2 separate regions of the Homo sapiens genome follow, and region 2 is linked to region 1. Evidence: read pairs that join two places in POLR2A ChIA-PET (ENCODE). Cell type or tissue: OCI-LY7. All regions are shown on one strand.

What was found. ChIA-PET counts read pairs that join two places held together with the same protein. Peaks named below come from ENCODE experiments on the same cell type or tissue, not always from the same donor. Only the 100,000 strongest peaks of a DNase experiment are listed, where the experiment ranks them.
Region 2: POLR2A ChIA-PET joins it to region 1 with 6 read pairs; 2 of 35 experiments call an interaction of 5 or more read pairs at or near these places.

What each region holds. Positions count from the first base shown.
Region 1 is chr12:122,810,209-122,818,208 of GRCh38, forward strand. CCDC62 (coiled-coil domain containing 62) reads left to right here. Exons shown (of 13, transcript NM_201435.5): 11 at 3,062-3,211. Among named protein-coding and RNA genes, the nearest start is that of HIP1R, 21 kb to the right of the region's middle. RefSeq lists a silencer at 2,029-2,204 and an enhancer at 3,390-3,469. In OCI-LY7, no CTCF peak of the experiment used is centred here; a DNase peak (open chromatin) is centred at 3,313.
Region 2 is chr12:123,281,733-123,289,732 of GRCh38, forward strand. It overlaps SBNO1 (strawberry notch homolog 1), which reads right to left. Exons shown (of 32, transcript NM_001167856.3): 32 at 7,377-8,000. It also overlaps the pseudogene RNA5SP375. Among named protein-coding and RNA genes, the nearest start is that of CDK2AP1, 14 kb to the left of the region's middle. In OCI-LY7, no CTCF peak of the experiment used is centred here; no DNase peak of the experiment used is centred here.

The DNA.
Region 1 (8,000 bases):
AACTACCATCAGAGTGAACAGGCAACCTACAGAATGGGAGAAAATTTTTGCAATCTATTCATCTGACAAAAGGCTAATATCCAGAATCTACAATGAACTCCAACAAATTTACAAGAAAAAAACAAACAACCCCATCAACAAATGGGCGAAGGATATGAATAGACACTTCTCAAAAGAAGACATTTATGCAGCCAACAGACACATGAAAAAATGCTCATCATCACTGGTCATCAGAGAAATGCAAATCAAAACCACAATGAGATACCATCTCACACCAGTTAGAATGGCGATCATTAAAAAGTCAGGAAACAGCAGGTGCTGGAGAGGATGTGGAGAAATAGAAACACTTTTACACTGTTGGTGGGACTGTAAACCAGTTCAACCATTGTGGAAGACAGTGTGGCGATTACTCAGGGATCTAGAACTAGAAATACCATTTGACCCAGCCATCCCATTACTGGGTATATACCCAAAGGATTATAAATCATGCTGCTATAAAGACACGTGCACACGTATGTTTATTGTGGCACTATTCACAATAGCAAAGACCTGGAACCAACCCAAATGTCCAAAAATGATAGACTGGATTAAGAAAATGTGGCACATATACACCATGGAATACTATGCAGCCATAAAAAATGATGAGTTCGTGTCCTTTGTAGGGACATGGATGAAGCTGGAAACCATCATTCTCAGCAAACTATCACAAGGACAAAAAACCAAACACTGCATGTTCTCACTCATAGGTGGGAATTGAACAATGAGAACACTTGGACACAGGAAGGGGGACATCACACACTGGGGCCTGTTGTGGGGTGGGGGGAGGGGGGAGGGATAGCATTAAGAGATATACCTAATGTAAATGATGAGTTAATGGGTGCAGCACACCAACATGGCACATGTATACATATGTAACAAACCTGCACGTTATGCACATGTACCCTAGAACCTAAAGTATAATAATAAAAAATAAATAAATAAATAAAAAGAAATTAAGTTTCCTTTTTTTTTTTTTTTTTTCAGACGGAGTTTCACTCTTGTTGCCCAGGCTGGAGTGCAATGGCACGATCTCGGCTCACCGCAACCTCCGCCTCCCAGGTTCAAGCGATTCTCCTGCCTCAGCCTCCCTAGTAGCTGGGATTACAGGCATGTGCCACCACGCCCGGCTAATTTTGTATTTTTAGTAGAGACGGGGTTTCTCCATGTTGGTCAGGCTGGTCTCAAACTCCCAACCTCAGGTGATCTGCTCGCCTCAGCCTCCCAAAGTGCTGGGATTACAGGCGTGAGCCACCGTGCCCGGCTGAAATTAAGTTTTCTTAAAAAAAAAAAAAAATCAGGTGGTGGCTCATGCCTGTACTCGCAGCACTTTTGGAGGCTAAGGAAGGGGGATCACCTAAGGTCAGGAGATCGAGACCATCCTGACCAACATGGTGAAACCCCGTCTCTACGAAAAATACAAAAATTAGCTGGGCGTGGTGGCACATGCCTGTAGTCCCAGCTACTCGGGAGGCTGAAAGGCAGGAGAATTGCTTGAACCCGGGAGTTGGAGGTTGCAGTGAGCTGAGATCACGCCACTGCACTCCAGCCTGGCAACAGAGTGAGACTCCATCTGCAAAAAAAAAAAAAAAAAAAAAAAAAAAAAAAATTCAGTCTAGGCCCCTTTAAGAGCAATTGGCAGTGACTAATTTTCATGCCAAACTTCACATCCCAAAGTTGAAATTTAATAGGAATAAACGAAGGCACATACCCACATATTTTTCAAGGCTTATAAGCCTTTAATGTTGTCCTATTTTGCAAGTATTTTGACATGCTAAATACAGCATTGACAAGTTGGTTGAGGAGAGTTAACCAATGCCTAGGATTCTTTTATCGCATGGGTGTTACTTCATTAGCTGTAGTAAGTTCTGTTTAAGTCAAATTATTTAACTGAGTAGGTTCTAAGAAATAAAGGGGGCTGGGTGCAGTGGCTCACGCCTGTAATCCTAGCACTGTGGGAGTTCGAGGCGGATGGATCACTGGAGGTCAGAAGTTCAAGACCAGCCTGGCCAACATGGTGAAACCCTGTCTCTACTAAAAATACAAAATTAGCCAGGTGTGGTGGCGGGCAACTGTAGCCGCATCTACTCGGGAGGCTGAGGCAGGAGAATCACTTGAACCCGGGAGGTGGAGGTTGCAGTGAGCTGAGGTTACACTATTGCACTCCAGCCTAGGCAACAAGAGCAAAACTCCGTCTCAAAAAAAAAAAAAAGAGGCCGGGTGCGGTGGCTCACACTTGTAATCCCAGCACTTTGGGAGGCTGAGGCAGGCAGATCACGAGGTCAGGAGATTGAGACCATTCTGGCTAACGTGGTGAAACCCCGTCTCTACTAAAAAATACAAAAAAAAATTAGCCAGGCATGGTGGTGGGTGCCTGTAGTCCCAGCTACTTGGGAGGCTGAGGTGGGTGGAGCTTGAAGTGAGCCGAGATGATGCCACTGCACTCCAGCCTGGGTGACAGAGCGAGACTCCGTCTCAAAAAAAAAAAAAAAGAAAGAGAGAGAGAGGGAGGGAGAGAGAGAGAGAGAGAGAGAGAAAGAAAGAAAGAAAGAAAGAAAGAAAGAAAGAAAGAAAGAAAGAAAGAAAAGGAATGAATTTAGTTATTCTTATTCTACTATTTGATGTCCAGCTTTGCTTTGTAACACCTAAAGACAAAGAAATATTCACAGGTGATCGGGTGTAGTGGCTCACGCCTATAACCCCAGCACTTTGGGAGGCCGAGGCAGGAGGGTAACTTGAGGCCAGGAGTTCAAGACCAGCCTGGGCAACATAGTGAGATCCCACCTCTACCAAAAAAAAAATTGCTCGGTGTGGTTGCACACACCTATGGTCCCAGCTTTTCAGGAGGCTGAGGCAGGAGGATCACTCGAGCCCAGGAGCTTGAGGCAATCAGCTGTGATTGTGCCACTGCACTTCAGCCTGGGCGTCAGAGCAAGAGAAAGAAAAAAGAAAACAATATTCCTAGGTAGTTAGCATTTGTGTTTGTAAACCTAAGCATTTAAAGGTGCCTCTTAATTTCCTGTAGGCTTCAATTGTGTTACCCTCCCAGGATGATTTCTCGCCCACGAGCAAGCTCCAGCGTTTGCTGGCGGAATCTCGTCAGATGGTGACGGACCTGGAGCTGAGCACACTGCTGCCCATCAGCCATGAGAATCTCACTGGCAGTGCCACAAATGTATGCGTTTCATTTTCTCTTGACTATATTTGTCACATCCAAACACACCACTGAACACCAGTGTGCAAATATCACCGGCAGGGCGGCCTTTCTGTTAGAGGGAGAGTTTCTGTGTCTCTAGGGAGGAAAGGGAACATGCTTGTTTTAAGGAGGAAAAAGTTACACTTAGATGTCACTGGACCCAAACTTCCTCTTTCTAATGATCTGGGGCATATGAAGATAAATTCTTGGGGACTTTTTTCTTGGAGGGGGCGGGTACAGAGTTTTGCTCTTGTCGCCCAGGCTGAGGTGCAGTGGCACGATCTCAGCTCATTGCAACCTCCACCTCCCGGGTTCAAGTGATTCTCCTGCCTCAGCCTCCCAAGTAACTGGGACTAAAGGCCTACTCTACCATGCCCGGCTAATTTTTATATTTTTAGTAGAGACAGGGTTTCACCATGTTGGCCAGGCTGGTCTCAAACTCCTGATCTCCAGTGATCCACCCACCTTGGCCTCCCAAAGTGCTAGGATTACAGGCGTGAGCCACCACGGCCAGCTGGAAATGTTTTAAAAAACCAAATTTTATTATAGAAAGTTTCAAGGCCGGGCGTGGTGGCTCATGCCTGTAATCCCAGCACTTTGGGAGGCCGAGGCGGGTGGATTACCTGAGGTCAGGAGTTCAAGACCAGCCTGACTAACATGGAGAAACCCCGTCTCTACTAAAAATACAAAATTAGCCGGACATAGTGGCACATGCCTGTAATCCCAGCTACTCGGGAGGCTGAGACAGGAGAATTGCTTGAACCCCGGAGGTGGAGGTTATGGTAAGCCGAGATTGTGCCATTGCACTCCAGCCTTGGCAATGAGCAAAGCTCCACCTCAAAAAAAAAAAAAAAAAAAAAAGAGAGAGAGAAAGAAAGAAAGAAAATTTCAAATATGCACTGAAGTGGAAAGAATGGCACGGTCACTCACCTTTGACCACCATCGATTTTATCTTACCCCATCCATACACGTTTTCTTTGGAAGCATTTTAGCTCAGCATCATATCATGTCACTCATAAATATTTCATGATCATGATGTCTCTCTAACAGATATGGACTTTTAATTTTTTTTTTTTTTTTTTTGAGACTGAGTTTTGCTCTTGTTGCCCAGGCTGGGGTGCAATGGCACGATCTCAGCTCACTGCAATTCTCTGCCTCCTGGGTTCAAGCAATTCTCCTGTTTCAGCCTCCCAAGTAGCTGAGATTACAGGCACCTGCCACCATGCCTCACTAATTTTTGCATTTTTATTAGAGACGGGGTTTCACCATGTTGACCAGGCTGGTCTCGAACTCCTGACCTCAAGTGATCCACCTGCCTTGGCCTCCCAAAGTGTTGGGATTACAAGCATGAGCCACCCTGCCCGGCCTAATTTTAATTTTGTGTATTTATTTATTTTTGAGACAGCATCTTCCTCTGTTGCCCAGGCTGGAGTGCAGTAGCTATTCGCAGGCGTGATCACAGCTCACTGCAGCCTCAAATTCCTGGGCTCAAGCAATCCTCCCACCTCAGTCTCCCAAGTAGCTGGGACCACAGGCACGCACTGCCATGCCCACTCTGTTTGCCAGGCTGCTTGAACTCCCGGCCTCAAGTAATCCTCCTGCCTCAGCCTCCCAAAGTGTTGGGACTATCAGCATGAGCCACCATGCTCAGCTTATTTATTTGTTTTTTAGAGACAGTCTTGCTCTGTCACCCAGGCTGGAATGCAGGGCCAACTTGAACCTCCAACTCCCAGGCTCAAGTGATCTTCCCACCTCAGCCTCCTGAGTAGCTGGGATTACACGTACACGAAACCACACCCAGCTGATGTTTTTATTTTTTGTAGAAACAGGGTCCCACAATGTTGCCCAGGCTGGTCTCAAACTCTTGGGTTCAAGCAATCCTCCTGCCTCAGCCTCCCAAAGTGCTGGGATTATAGGCGTGAGCCGCTGTGCCTGGCCTGGCTTTTCTTAACAGTGTCTTTTAAAAAGCGAAATTTAAAATTTTGATTACTTCCAACTTAACAGGTTTTTTTTTTTCTTTTTTGAGACGGAGTCTCGCTCTGTCGCCCAGGCCTTGGTGCCAGTGGCGCGATCTCGGCTCACTGCAAGCTCCGCCTCCCGGGTTCACGCCATTCTCCTGCCTCAGCCTCCCGAGTAGCTGGGACTACAGGCGCCCGCCACCACACCCGGCTAATTTTTTGCATTTTTTGGTAGAGACGGGCTTTCACCGTGTTAGCCAGGATGGTCTCCATCTCCTGACCTTGTGATCCGCCCGCCTCAGCCTCCCAAAATGCTGGGATTACAGACGTGAGCCACCACACCCAGCCTATTCTAGTAGTTTTTTTGTAGATTCCTTAGGATTTTCTACACAATCATGTCATTCATGAATAGAGACAGTTTTATTCCTTTTTCCAATATTTATGCCTTATTTCATTTTCTTCCCTTACTGCTCTGGCTAGGACCTCCAGATGAGTGTTGAATAGAAGCAGGGGAGCAAACATCTTTGCCTTATTTCACGAAATGCTCTCTGATGGCAATTCTTGCTTAGTCCTTCAGATTGGTATTTTGTTAGATTCAGAGTTCCCTGGAGCAGTTTCTATGTGCCGCGAATAGATCCAAAACTAGAACATTAATCATTTTAGAATCAAGATGCTCACTGCCATGAGCCTAAACAGGTAGTTGCAGAGATTACCTTAAAGCAGAACAGGATCCAAAACTAGAAATTTTTCAAAGTATACCATGTGTGCCATATAAACTTTTCAAAGTGGAAACCGTGATGGACTCTGGTGTTTCCTAGGAAGATTTCTTCTTCACAAGCTGTCTCTGAGGCATTAGTGAAGCGTTGCATTTATATTGGGGCAGAGGAAGGTTTTTAATGACAAAACTATTTTGGTGCTTAGCTATCCCTTTAAATGTATGCAGTGAGGCTGCTTCTTCCCCTGTGTCTGGGGAGAACCTTTATGACTTTTCTAGTCATTCTTTGGCAGCTATTTCTTTAAAATACATTTTTTTAATTGAGATATAGGCCAGCCATGGTGGCTAATGCCTGTAATCCCAGCACTTTGGGAGGCCAAAGCAGATGGATCACTTGAGCCAAGGAGTTTGAGACCACTCTGGGCAACATTGAAAAACCCCACCTCTACAAAATAAAAAATTTTTTTTAATTAGCTGGACACACTGCCATGCACCAGTAGTTCCAGCAACTCAGGAGGCTGAGGTAGGAGGATCACTTGATCCTGGGAGGTCAAGACTGTGGTGAGCCATGATCTTGCCACTGCATTCCAGCCTGGGTGACAGAGTGAGACCCTATATCAAAAAGAGAGACAGAATTCACATTTTATTATTTACATACAATTCACCCTTCTAAAGTGTACAATTTGGTGGTTTTTTTTAAATCATATTAATAAAATCGTGCAGCCACTACCGCTATCTAATTCTAGAATATTTTAATCACCCCAAAAGGAGACCCCACATCCACAGCCACTGGTTACCACAATCTACTTTCTGTCTCTATGGATTTGTTGGACAGATAATTTTAATCAGAATTTGTTGACTAGAATTCATGGGATCCATGAACTTTGATGGAATAAAGATTACATGCCAGTTTATTTTTATTTTTAAATTTTATTTATTTATTTATTTATTGTTTTGAGACAGAGTCTTGCTCTGTCACCCAGGCTGGAGTGCAGTGGTATGATCTTGGCTCACTGCAAGCTCCACCTTCCGGGTTCACACTATTCTCCTGCCCCAGCCTCCCAAGTAGCTGGGACTACAGGCACCCGCCACCACGCCTAGCTAATTTTTTTTTTTTTTTGGATTTTTAGTAGAGATGGGGTTTCACCATGCTAGCCAGGATGGTCTTGATCTCCTGACCTTGTGATCCACCCGCCTCGGCCTCCCAAAGTGCTGGGATTACAGGCATGAGCCACCATGCCTGGCCTATTTTTTTATTTTTATTTTATTTTTGAGATGGAGTTTCACTCTTTCCTCCACTTCCTGGGTTCAAGCGATTCTCTTGCCTCAGCCTCCTGAGTAGCTGGGATTACAGGTGTGAGCCACCATGCCTGGTTAATTTTTTGTATTTTTAGTAGACAGAGTTTCACCATGTTGGCCAGGCTGGTCTCAAACTCCTGACCTCAAGTGATCCTCCCAACTTGGCCTCCCAATGTGCTGGGATTACAGGCGTGAGCCACTATGCCTGGCCCAAATTCACGTTTTCCAAACAAGCATTATAGCAACAGATGTCTCCTCCTTGTCCTCGTGGCTTCAGGTTGTTCTCTCAACCTCTTTGTTAGGGTTTTATGTCAAATTCCTGAGATATAATCAATCACTCCCTCATTTTTGTCCTGCTAGTGTAGCTCTGTGTGTGTGTGCCTGCACATGTGTGTGTGTGCATGCATGCGTGTGTGTGTGTGTATCTGCCTCCATCAGAGTGCACGTCAGGTAGCCAACAGGTGACTGCGTCCATGACTCCTGCTCACTGTGAACGCCTCAGGACCCTTCTCCACCTTGGCACCCTGGCTGCAGCACCCAGCATCTGCCACAGGCGGTCTCAGGGCCTACCTTGAATGGAACTGACAGGAACATGCAGAAAAAAGAAAAAGCTGGCCAGGTGCAGTGGCTCACACCTATAATCCCAGCACTTTGGGAGGCCGAGGTGGGAGGATCACTTGAGGGCAGGAGTTCAAGTTCTGCTGGGGCAACATACCAAGACTTTGTCTCTACAAAAAATTCAAAAATTAGCTGGATGTGGCCAGGCGCGGTGGCTCACGCCTGTAATCCCAGCACT
Region 2 (8,000 bases), 470 kb after region 1:
CTCAGCTTCCCAAAGTGCTGGGATTGCAGGTGTGAGCCACTGCACCTGGCCTTTTTGTATTTTTAGTAGAGGTGAGATTTCACCATGTTGCCCAGACTGGTCTTGCACTCCTGGGCTCAAGCAATCCTCCGGCCTCTGCCTCCCAAAGTGCTGGGACATGAGCCATTGTGCCTGGCCTTAGAGTGTTTCTTTACTGGTTTAATGGATATTTCACAGAGTGGCTTACCAGGGAGCAAGCAGGTAAATGGAGAGAGAAGGAAAGCCCAGGGAATTAGTGTAGTATGAAGAACATCAGGAGACACAAGCTTTAGCTCCACATCTGCCGTAAACCCTTCTCTAGGCCTCAAAGAACTCGCTTGACATCCCCAGGCCTTAGTTTCATCTGTAAGATCAGGGAGGTTTGATAGGATGGATCACTAAGGATTCTCTCAACACTTCACATCCTAAGAAGACAGGTAACACGCACGCCATTTTCTCTAACAAAAAACACCAGCACTTGGCCAGGCACGGTGACTCACACCTATAATCTCAGCACTTTGGGAGGCCAAGGCGCACAAATCACTTGAGGTCAGGAGTTTGAGGCCAGCCTGAGCAACGTAGCGAAACCTCATCTCTACCAAAAATACAAAAAGTAGCCGAGCCTGGTGGCACATTCCTGTAATCACAGCTACTTGAGAGAGTGAGGCAGGAGGATCGCTTGAACCTGGGAGGTGGAGGTTGCAGTTAGCCAAGGTCACGCCACGGCACTCCAGCCTGGGCAACACATGAGACCCCCATGTCAAACAAACAAACGAAAAACCAGCCTAGAAAGGATGTTTTTATTTTTATTATTTATTTTTTTGAGATGGAGACTTGCTTTGTCGCCCAGGCTGGAGTGCAATGGCACGATCTCAGCTCACAGCAACCTCTGCCTCCTGGGTTCAAGCGATTCTCCTGCCTCAGCCTCCCGAGTAGCTGGGATTAAAGCTGCCCACCACCATACCTGGCTTTTTTTTTTTTGTAGTTTTAGTAGAGACGGGTTTCACCATGTTGGCCAGTTGGTCTCAAACTCCTCACCTCAAGTGTTCGGCCTGCCTCGGCCTCCCAAAGTGCTGGGGTTACAGCCGTGAGCTACCGTACCAGGTCAACCTTTATTTTTTTGAAAATATCTTTTTTTCCCCCCAGTATTGTAAGATTTAGGTCTAGCCTATGGCACCTAGTATCCCGAGGTGGTCTGCCATCCAAGTACTAACCAAGCCTCGCACTGCTTAGTTTCCAAGATCAGCTGAGACCAAGGACGTTCAGGGAAATATGGCCATAGAGAAAGCCCTTACATTATTCTGGAACTGATTCCAACACTGAAAAACATTCTGAAGCAATCAGCTCCAACGAGGACTGTGCCTACCCCAGGTAATGAGAATGGTGACCCACAGGAGGGAATATTAGAGCTTCTATTTATATGGGACATACAGCGTACGTATCAGGACAGCAGCTGCTATAGCTTACAAGTCAATTAATAAGCAGTGCTGGAGGTGGAGGTATGCACTGGAAACTTTTTTTTTTTTTTCCAGGCAGTGTCCTTCGCTCTGTCACCCAGGCTGGAGTGTAGTGGCACTGTCTTGGCTCACTGCAGCCTCCGCCTCCCGGGCTCAAGAAATCCTCCCACCCCCGCCTCCCAAGTAGCTAGGGCTACAGGGGTGCCCCACCACGCCCAACTAATGTTTGTATTTTTTGTAGGGATGGGGTCTTGCCCTGTTGCCCAGGCTGGTCTTGAACTCCTGGGCTCGAGATCTTCCCACCTAGGCCTCCCAAAGTTCTGAGATTACAGGCGTGAGCCACTGTACCCTGCCTAGAAATCTTTTGAATCTGGAGTATGTGACCAAAAAGGCTTGAAGACCACTGATGTAAGAAACTAGTCACGTAGGCGGCCAGACCCATCATTTCACAACCTAACAAATAGGTGGGTGAAGTATCATGACTAAGACATCGCAGTTGCTGATTCCAGGATGGTTTGTGCGCTGGGGACATACAACAATTCCTTCTATCAGTTTGGGCTATGACCAGGGGTCTACTCCCAAATTTACTTATTTTTTATTTTTTTGACCTCCCGAGCTCACAAAATCCTCCCACCTCAGCCTCCCGAGTAGCTGGGACCACAGGTATAAGCCACCATGCCCCGTTAATTTTTATTTTTTGTAGAGATGGGGTCTTCCTATGTTGCCCAGGCTGGTCTCAAACTCCTGGTCTCAAGCAATCCACCCACCTTGCCCTCCCACAGTGCTGGGATTACAGGCGGGAACCACCACTTCCAGTCCTAATTTTCAGTTTTGTTTCTGCCATTATTCTTGTTTTTTTTTTTTTTTTTTGAGATGGAGTCTCGCTTTGTCACTCAGGCTGGAGTGCAGTGGCGCAATCTTGCGAGGCTCACTGTGAGCTCCGCCTCCCGGGTTCACGCCATTCTCCTGCCTCAGCCTCCCAAGTAGCTGGGATTACAGGCATGTGCCACCACCAGCTAATTTTTGTATTTTTTCAGTAGAGACAGGGTTTCATCGTGTTAGCCAGGATGGTCTTGATCTCCTGACCTCGTGATCCGCCCACCTCGGCCTTCCAAAGTGCTGGGATTACAGGCGTGAGCCACCGCGCCCGGCCTATTCTTGTTTTTTTTTGTTTGTTTTGTTTTTTTTTTTGAGATAAAGTCTTGCTCTGTCTCCTAGGCTGGAGTGCAGTGGCATGATCTCGGCTCACTGCAATCTCCACCTCCCAGGTTCAACCCATTCTTCTGCCTCAGCCTCCCGAGTAGCTGGGATTACAGGCACATGCCGCCATGCCCAGCCAATTTTTTTGTATTTTAATAGAGATGGGGTTTCACCGTGTTGCCCAGGCTGGTCTTGAACTCCTGAGCTCAGGCAATCTACCTGCCTTGCCCTCCCAAAATGCTAGGATTACAGGCGTGAGCCACCGTGCCCGGCCCATTATTCTTGTTTTTAGACCAGGAGCTGGCAAGCCTTTTATATAAAGGGTTGGATAGCAAATATTAATGCTTCAGGCTTTGTAGGCCATATAGACTCTGTAACTATGCAACGGTGCTGTCGCAGCTCTCACACTGCCAGAGACAATACATAAGAGAATGGGCATGGCTGTGTTCCAATAAAACTTTATTTATGGACACTGAAATTTGAATTTCACATACTTCTCACATGTTAGAAAATATTCTTTTTATTTTTTCCAACCATTTAAAAATGTTCTCAAAACCATTCTCAGCTTATGAGGCCAGTGAAAAACAGGTGGCAGGCTGGACTTGACCCATGGACCATAGTTGGCCAATTCCTCTTTTAGTCCACACAAGTTTCTTTCTTTTTTTTTTTTCTTTGAGATGGAGTTTCACTTTATTGCCCAGGCTGCTGTGCAATGGCGCGATCTCGGCTCACCGCAACCTCCGCCTCCCGGGCTCAAGTGATTCTCCTGCCTCAGCCTCCCGAGTAGCTGGGATTAAAGGGCTCAAGGGATTCTCCTGTCTCAGCCTCCCGAGTAGCTGGGACTTACAGGCACCCACCACCACGCCCGGCTAATTTTTGCATTTTTAGTAGAGACAGGGTTTCACCATGTTGGCCAGGCTGGTCCCGAACTCCTGACCTCAAGTGATCAGCCCGCCTCAGTCTTCCAGTGTTGGGATTACAGGCATGAGCCACTGCGCCTGGCCACAAATTTGTTTCTTAAGCCTATTTCCCCATAGGCAGGGAAAAAAAATGGGACATTTGAGGACACAATAAACCTATCTTCATAAAGGTACCTCCAAATAAGATACACACAAAAAGCAGAAACTGTGGGAACAGAAAGCTAAACAGAAATCCAGCATCAATGCAGGAATTGAGAGCTTTGTATAATTTACCTGTATCCAGGAGTAGAGGTGGAAGAGACTGTAGGGCCTCTTGTTCCTACCACCAGTTTAGGTATCTTCACAAAACACGACTTACAGGTTCATGCTGTTGAATTTCCTACAATTAATATGGTTTGGGCCAGGCGCAGTGGCTCACGCCTATAATCCCAGCACTTCGGGAGGCCGAGGTGGGTGGATCACGAGGTCAGGAGTTCGAGACCAACCTTGCCAACATGGTGAAATCCCATCTTTACTAAAAATACAGAGCGAGACTCTGTCTCAAAAAGAGAAAAAAAAAGTTACATGAAGTATTCAGACTAATTTAACAGGCACCTAGCTATCCTACCTTTGCATGATACTCAGTTTTGTTTTTTTTTATTTTTTTGAGATGGAGTCTGGCTTTGTCGCCCAGGCTGGAGTGTAGTGGCGTGATCTCAGCTCACTGCAACCTCCGCCTCCCCGGTTCAAGTGATTCTCCTGCCTCAGCCCCCTGAGTACCTGGGATTACAGTAGGTGCCCGCCACCAAGCCCAGCTAGTTTTTGTATTTTTAGTAGAGACAGGGTTTTGCCATGTTGGCCAGGCTGGTCTTGAACTCCTGACCTCATGTTGATCCTCCCACCTCAGCCTACCAAAGTGCTGGGCTTACAGGTGTGAGCCACTGTGCCTGGCCACAGTGATATTTCTTTACTGAAAGATGATGATGGCCAGGGACAGTGGCTCACGCCTGTAATCCCAACACTTTGGGAGGCCGAGGCAGGCGGATCACCTGAGGTCAGGAGTTCAAGACCAGCCTGCCCAACATGGTGAAAGCCCGTCTCTACTAAAAATACAAAAAATGAGCCGGGCATGGTGGCAGGAACCTGTAATCCCAGGTACTCGGAAGGCTGAGGCAGGAAAATCGCTTGAACCCGGGACGTGGAGGTTGCAGTGAGCCGAGATGGCGCCACTGCACTCCAGCCTGGGTGACAAGAGTGAAACTCCATCTCAAAAAAAAAAAAAAAAAAAAAAAGATGATTCAGACCCAATAGTGTGGCCCTTGCCCCTCTCAACCCAGTAAGGCACTTACCACCCAGAGTGGGCAGCGTTAGAGGATGGAGCCAACTTACTGAGAATCGGACTCTAAAAATAAGCATTCGGCACATTTCTTTTAGCCTCTTCTCTCTCATAAAGGCCTCCACAGATGGCTTCTTTACATCATGCTCTCAAATGACTAGCTGATAAATATTCATACTTATGGAAATTGTATTGTACATACTCCAAACGCCCAGCCAGTTAACATTTGTATCTTCTGTATCTCGGGGGTGGTGCCCTTTGTTCATATGTAAAAAGCACACATGCACATGTATACACACACACACACAACCAGCTTTCTCCTCTATGACTAATTTGCCTAGAGCAGTGATTCTCAACCAGGATTGATTTTGCCCCCCAGGAGACATTTGCCAACGTCTGGAGAGATTTTGGGTTGTTAAAAATGTGGGGATGATGTGTGCTCCTGGCATCTGTGGGTGGAGGCCAGTGATGCTGTTCAACATCCGACAGTGCCCAGGATACCTCCACTGCAAAGAATGACTTGGCTCAAATGTCAACAGGGCCCAGGCCAACCCAAGGTGAAGCAAAAACAAGACTGAGGGAGAGCAAAACCCCAAGGGAAGGAAGGTCAAAGCAGCCTGGAATTCTAACAGAAAAACACAAGGGGGCTGGCGGAGGCACGATCCAAAGTTTGCTTTCATCTTTTACCCTCTAAGACTGGGTCTTACTCTGTCACCCAGATTGGAGTGCAGTGGAGCAATCATGGCTCACTGCAGCCTCCACCTCCCCAGCTCAGGCAATCCTCCTGCCCCTCAGCCTCCCAAGTAGCTGGGACTACAGGCACGTGGCACCATGCCCAGCTAATTTTATTTTTGTAGAAGCAGGGTTTTGCCATGTTGGCCAGGCTGGTCTCAAACTCCTGGCCTCAAGTGATCCACCCGCCTTGGCCTCCCAAAGTGTTGGGATTACAGGCATGAGCCACTACAAGCAGCCATTCTTTTTTTTTTTTTTTTTTTGAGATGGAGTCTGGCTGTCCTCCAGGCTGGAGTGCAGTGGCGCGATCTTGGCTCACTGCAAGCTCTGCCTCCCGGGTTCACGTCATTCTCCTGCCTCAGCCTCCCAAGTAGCTGGGACTACAGGCTTCCACCACCACGCCCAGCTAATTTTTTGTATTTTTAGTAGAGACGGGGTTTCACTGTATTAGACAGGATGGTCTCGATCTCCTGACCTCATGATCTGCCCGCCTCGGCCTCCCAAAGTGCTGGAATTAAATGCCTAAACCACCATGCCCGGCCTTCGGCCATTATTTCTTACTCAAATTAATACTCAGCAGGGTGCTCACACATGTAATCCCAGCACTTTGGGTGGCCAAGGTAGGTGGATCACTTGAGGCCAAGAGTTCGAGATCAGCCTGGCCAACATGGCGAAACCCAACCTCTAATAAAAACACAAAAATTAGCTGGGCATGGTGGCGGGCGCCTGTAATCCCAGATACTTGGGAGGCGGAGGCAGGAGAATCCCTTGAACTCGGGAGACAGGTTGCAGTGAGCCGAGATAACGCCACTGCACTCCAGCCTGGGCGACGGAGTGAGACTCTGTCTCAAAAAAACAAAACAAAACAAAACAAAAAAAAAAACAAAAAACATATAAATACCCAATTTATTTTTTATTTTTTGAGACAGAGTTTTGCTATTGTTGCCCAGGCCGGAGTACAATGGCACGAACTCGGCTCACTGCCACCTCTGCCTCCCAGGTTCAAGTGATTCTCCTGCCTCAGCCTCCGAAGTAGCTAGGATTACAGGTGTCCGCCAGCTCGCCAGCTTTTTGTATTTTTAGTAGAGACGAGGGTTCACCACGATGACCAGGCTGGTCTTGAACTCCTGACCTCAGGTGATCCGCCCGCCTCGACCTCCCAAAGTGCTGGGATTACAGGTGTAAGCCACCGTGCCTGGCCAATGCACAATTTATTAAGGTTATACATTTAAAAACCTGTTTCTTTCAATTTTCAAACTCAAAAATACTGAATCAAATTTTAGTTAAAACACTTCCTTTTGACTTGTTCCTCAATTAATGCTCAATTATCTCATATATTCAGGAGGTTAAATCCCCCCTAAACATTAATGCTATTTACAAATTTGATCGAATACCCTTACGCATTTCAAGCTAAAATTTGAACATCCTTCTCCCAAGTATTTGAAATAATCACAGAGAAACTCCCAGACAAGCCATGCACTAAACGCTGCTCAGATTCCCACTCGCATCCCAGCCCTTTCTCCCTCCCACCGCCTTCCGCAGCAGTCCAAGACAGCAGCCCACTCCGGGCCCACACACTGCACCTGGGCTGGGCACCGCCCCACCCTGGCTGGCTCCCTGACTCAGTGCCTGTGCCATCTGCAAAGGCACGGTGACAGCACTTACATTTTATAAAGACACTATGAAGATGTTCATGAGATCTGCGAAGACAGCGCGCAAAGAAAGCACAACCCGTGACTCGTATTTAATTTATTTAGAATCTTACAAAAACAAAAAACAAAACAAAAACCACCACAACAGAAAAAAAAACTAAATACAGAATTTGTTACGCTTCACGGTTGATCGTTTTTACTTGCAAGAGTAAATAAACCTTGCTAAAATGCAGCCAGTACATTTTTATTGCATGAGACCAAATTTTTCAGTTACATATCAAAAATGATTGGGATAATCAATTCCGGACGCTTGGTACCGTGCTCCCACGAAAGGCTGGATGCAGCAATGCAGTATCATTGGAACAGGGCGCACCCTTCACACACTGATGGACACGCTACAACAGGAGCGATAACAAAAGGGAGATTTAAAAAAGAGAACCAAATGAAAACACACCAAGAGCTGACATCCACCTTTGTTTCAAGTTGTCTTTGGATCCCATCAGATGTTGTCTCCAGATGCACCATGTCAGATTAGTAAAGGAGAACCATCTACACCTACATAGAAAAGTATCCTTTGCTCAGAGGAGGTAGAACCTGGCCAAAGTTTTATTGCAGAGATACAGTGTACCTCTTCCCACCTCTCATGGATGATGGAAGATACAAGTGGTTATTGAAAAATCATATCAGTAGTTTGCAAATTCAGTAT